Regions from separate parts of the Homo sapiens genome. Here region 2 is linked to region 1. The links are chromatin loops, found by intact Hi-C in ENCODE. Cell type or tissue: heart right ventricle. All regions are shown on one strand. Region 1 has its middle 10 kb from the start of ZNF397. Region 2 has its middle 35 kb from the start of MAPRE2.

Evidence for each region. Hi-C counts contacts between places; a loop is a spot of excess contacts. Peaks named below come from ENCODE experiments on the same cell type or tissue, not always from the same donor. Only the 100,000 strongest peaks of a DNase experiment are listed, where the experiment ranks them.
Region 2: it touches region 1 in a loop (4-fold over the local background); 35 of 110 quality-filtered maps call a loop at or near these places.

The regions. Positions count from the first base shown.
Region 1 is chr18:35,229,600-35,232,099 of GRCh38, forward strand. No RefSeq gene overlaps it. Among named protein-coding and RNA genes, the nearest start is that of ZNF397, 10 kb to the right of the region's middle. In heart right ventricle, CTCF peaks have their summits at 1,550 (motif pointing right) and 1,767; a DNase peak (open chromatin) is centred at 1,582; H3K4me3 peaks cover 402 bases.
Region 2 is chr18:35,004,811-35,007,310 of GRCh38, forward strand. It overlaps a transcript of MAPRE2 not described here. Among named protein-coding and RNA genes, the nearest start is that of MAPRE2, 35 kb to the right of the region's middle. In heart right ventricle, a CTCF peak has its summit at 1,360 (motif pointing right); no DNase peak of the experiment used is centred here.

The sequences.
Region 1 (2,500 bases):
TAATCCCAGCACTTTGGGACGCTGACACCAAGGCATGAGGAGCACTTGAGGCCAGACATCAAGACCAGCCTGAGCAACTTAGCAAGACTCCCCCATCACTCTCCCCACAAAAAATGTATATGTATATGTCAGTCTGGCCTGGTGGTACACACCTATAATCCCAATTACTCAGAAGCTGAGGCAGGGGGGTCATTTGAGCCCAGGAGTTCAAGCCTGCAGTGAGCTATGGTATGCCACTGCACTCCAGCCTGGACAACAGAGTGAGATTCTGTCTCAAAAAAAAAAAAAAAAATTATATGCTTTTTTTTTTTTTTTTGAGACAGGTTCTCTCTCTGTCACCCAGGCTGGAGTGTGGTGGCGTGATCTCAGCTCATTGCAGCCTCAACCTCTGAGGCTCAGGTGATTCTCCTACCTCAGCCTCCCAAGTAGCTGGTACTCAGGTGTGTGCCACCACGCCTGGCTAATTTTTTATATTTTTAGTAGAGATGGGGTTTTGTTATGTTGCCCAGGCTGGTCCTGAGCTCCTGGACTCAAGCAATACCCCCACTTCAGCCTCCCAGAGTGCTGGGATTACAGGTGTGAGCCACTGTGTCTGGCCGATATGCAGATTTTTTACCTATATGTAGGTGTATGAGTTCCCCTAACCCCCAAGTTGTTCAAGGGTCAACTGGTACTGTGGTATTCACAGAACCTAGTACAGTGCCTGGCTCATTGATGCTCAATAAACATTTTTTGAATTTAATTAAGTATTTAAAAATTAAGACATAGTAATATTTTGTATATTAATGACATTTTAAATACCCAACATTTTCATTTAGGCCAAAGTTATTTAGTTTTCACATACACCATCACTTAATAAGTGATGCTGAATTTATAAGACTAAATAAGTTTACGAGAAATTCAGCCTTAGGAGATTCACTGTAAAATTCTAGTAAACAAATTCTTCAGGGCTAATTTTCTTTCTCTGTTCATATAACTCAAAAGTAGCTATAATAAAATTTGGTTTTTTTTGTTTGTTTTTTGTTTTTGTTTGGATGGAGTTTCGCTCTTGTTGCCCAAGCTGGAGTGCAATGGTGCAACCTCGGCTCACTGCAACCTCCATCTCCCAGGTTCAAGCAATTCTCCTGCCTCAGCCTCCCGAGTAGCTGGGATTACAGGTGCTCGCCACCACGCCCGGCTAATTTTTTGTATTTTTGGTAGAAACGGGGTATCACTATCTTAGCTAGGCTGGTCTCGAACTCCTGACCTCAGGTGATCCGCCGGCCTCGGCCTACCAAAGTGCTGGGATTACAGGAGTGAGCCACTGCACTCGGCCATAAAATTTATTCTTTTACAGCATCTTTATATTCAAGTATTTTGTAGAAAGTATTCAAGATTATTTGGTTCCTTAGGATGTTATATAATTTTTATTTATAATTAAAATATTTGATAAAGCCTTTAGACATTTAAAATCCAAATTTCTATGTCCAGAAATTATGTGTTACTGGGAATGAGAAATTACACTGCAGGCTCCGCTAGGATCCTTCTGAACGTGCCCTGCTTTAAATGGCCAACAGGGGGCAGCATGTTCTAGGGCAATGTCTCGAATCCTGCAACAGTCTTTGTGACGAAAAACAGTCGCCGAACTGCCACCAGAACTCTTGGACTGTGGAATGCAGGGTAAACAAAAATCTATTTACTGGCTCCAGTCAAACTACTTCTAAAGCAGTAGAGGTCATCTTATGGTTTCAATCATTTTACAATTAGTTTCAATACCACCACTAATTATCACCTGCTTGTTAATGCATAATAATAGGTGAATATAACACAAAATAGCAAGTTTCCTGTCAAGCCAGAGAGGAGAGAAGAAAGAGCTAAAAGAATCTTGGGAACATGAAATATTGAAAAATGCTTAAGTAATCTGGAACACTTATTACCTGCACACTTAATGATTTTTCAGTCTAATAAACATGATTAATATGTGATTTTTTACTGTTTATAATACTAACGCCTTATATATATTATTAACATAGATACTAATAATAGTAATGCACTCAAATAACTATAAGAACTAGTGAGGATTTTTAGGCTAATGTATTCATTCTTTGTACAAGTAAATTCTGTAAAAACAGAAAAATTTATCCTATGAAATAGATTGACATTCAATATCATATATTTTACTATAACTGTAGGATGTTACTAGTATGGGGTCCTTTTATAGACTAATATACAGTAGTAAAAATTATGGTAAAATCGTAGGCAAGTTAGATTAGAAAGATAATTACTTTTTTATTTTGTTCAATTTGGTTAGATTTGTTCTTTAGCAAAAGGCATTCATTTGTGTATATTCTTAATTTTACTCTGCTATGTTGTCATGCTTACCCACACAAACTGTTAATTAATAGTACCCTTGATTTTGAAGCTTGAAGAGATCCTGACATTCCCTCTATTTAAAGAGTCTTTGAGTCCCTACTTTTGATGCAGTTTCCTAGGATACTGAGAAATCAGTTGCTATTTAAAC
Region 2 (2,500 bases), 220 kb before region 1:
GGGAGGCTGAGGAAGGAGAATGGCGTGAGCCCAGGAGGCAGAGCCTGCAGTGAGCCGAGATCGCGCCACTGCACTCCAGCCTGGGCGACAGAGCGAGACTCCATCTCCAAAAAAAAAAAAAAAGAAAAGAAAGTAAATTACTAAATTACTGCTTATTGGTATGTACATTTTAAAGTCGTTTATAATGCTTATCCTGTTGAAATTAAAAATCTTTTTGACTAGAAAAAGCCTGTGTTGATACTAAATATAAAACCTGGTTAAACCTAAGTTTGGGGAATTCAGTACTTTAATTGATGTTGGTATTTGATACCCCACTAGAGGCACTGCTCCTTGGGGTTATCCGCCGACATGATTCCCGTCACATCAGACTATCAGGGCAGGGGAAAAACAAAAGAAAAAATATTTTCATAGGACTGACATTATACTAAATTTTTATCAACTATTAATCAATATAAGAATTGATCTAATAATATATATTGAGAGTATAATTCTATTGTCTGGCTGACTTAATCACTTTCATATGGTAAGATTGATTGACTTTTGGATATTTGGCGTGTATTTTTTCTTTAATTTTTTCCATTGCTGGCCACACCCACTAAACTAAATTATAACTCTTTGCTTCCATATTTTCATCATATTAAATGCTTGCACTCTTTTTTTCTTCCATTTTTACTATCCCAGTGTCCTGTTTCCCAGAGGAACAGTTCATTTCAACAGCCAGGGAGAAAGCCTGGATGCTCAAGGTAAGGTTTATATAAATTACGTTGCATGACTCCTTGCTTAAAAATTAATTTAAAGTGAGTAGTAATATTGTCATTGTAACAAATTTATTTTCAAAATTCCAGTACACAATTAAAGCCGATATTTGAGTAAATATGCTCTTTTAAAACACTATTTTTCAAATCAAATTCCATTTCCCAAGTGTACGAAGGGCTAATTAATTGCTATTAGTAATTCCTCCAAAAATGGTCAAGCCAATTAATTAAAGTTTAATTTTGAAAAATCTTATGATAGGTGGGGAGGGTAGAATATCAAGATATGGTCAAAATGAACTCATGACATCGCTATTTATAAATAAATGATTTTTATTTGATATTGTTAAGAATCAAGAAAGCCACTCTGTTGGCTTTGAGAGGCAGAAAGAGAGACAGAGTGAGAGCGTGCGAGCGTGCGAGCATGTCTGTGACAGAGATGACGAACCTGGAAAGCCTCATTTTTTTCTGTCTGGGATTTGTCTTTGAGATGCAATCATTTTGACCTTCAGTTATTTCGAACTATTACTCTAAGTCTCTGTAAGTAATGTCTTCAAGAGTCACCTCCAGGAGCCCTTAGAACAAAGGAACAATTAACTGAAATTCCACCAGATGGCAATGTTTGGAAAGCCATTCAGAGAGGTCCCAAGCTACAAGCTATTATTGTTCACACAGAATAGTCTCACAAAGTGTGGTGTAACATCCTATATTTCATCAAAGGTACTCTAAACATCTTTTATTTTACTCCTATTTCTCCACAGCATCAAACATTTTTACTTAAAAAAAAAGTGTGTGGGGACGTATGTGTTTTCTTCTTTCAAAAAAAAATTCTGGAATGATAAAATTAGAAACCTCATTCTTGAATAGTAATTCTCTAAACAGTAATGGTGACTATTAAAAGCTCAAATCATGAATAATATACCATATTTGTTTTGGGGCCTCATTGTAATAAATGCTATGACTGGTGGTCACTTTTTAAATATTTGAGAAGAGAAACTGAAATTCTTCCACTTAATAGCATTTTAAGAAGTTGTCTTGATATTAAAATTTGCAGGTATAAAATTCACTGTATTGACTTGGAACAATTAGTTTATTTAGTGTGGAAGAATAGATGTTTTCTCCTGTTGCTCTAGTGAAAGTGGAAATATGGAGCACTTTTGTAGGCTGAGGTGAGCACATTACCAGAGGTTAGGAGTTAAAGACCACTCTGGCCAACATGGCAAAACCCTGTCTCTACTAAAAATATAAAAACTAGCTGGGCATTGTGGTGCATACCTGTAATACCAGCTACTCGGGTGGCTGAGGCACAAGAATCACTTGAACCCAGGAGGCAGAGGTTGCAGTGAGCCAAGATCGTGCCACTGCACTCCAGCTTGGGTGACAGAGCAAGACTCCATCTAAAACAAGCAAACAAAGTGGAGATATGGTACCCTGCATGATGTTCCAACAGCTGGAATATTCAGGGGCCAGAGCAGGCTCTAGGACAGAGTTGGGACAGGGCTCAGTGGAAAGGTACCTGAGGGCATTAGAAATAGGAAGAACCAGGAAGAGAAACCACCTAAGCTTTCTGTGTCTATAGCTGCGGATCATAAGTGCCCTTTGAAAACTGATCTTGTACTGCTAGCCCTTATAGTAGGTGGTCCATATGTCGGGTCTGTATGAGGCAATCCTGGTTCAAGTCTGTGTTCCTGGAAAATAGTCTAGTTAGCACTGCCTTTCACCCTCAAAACGTTTCATTTTGGATGATA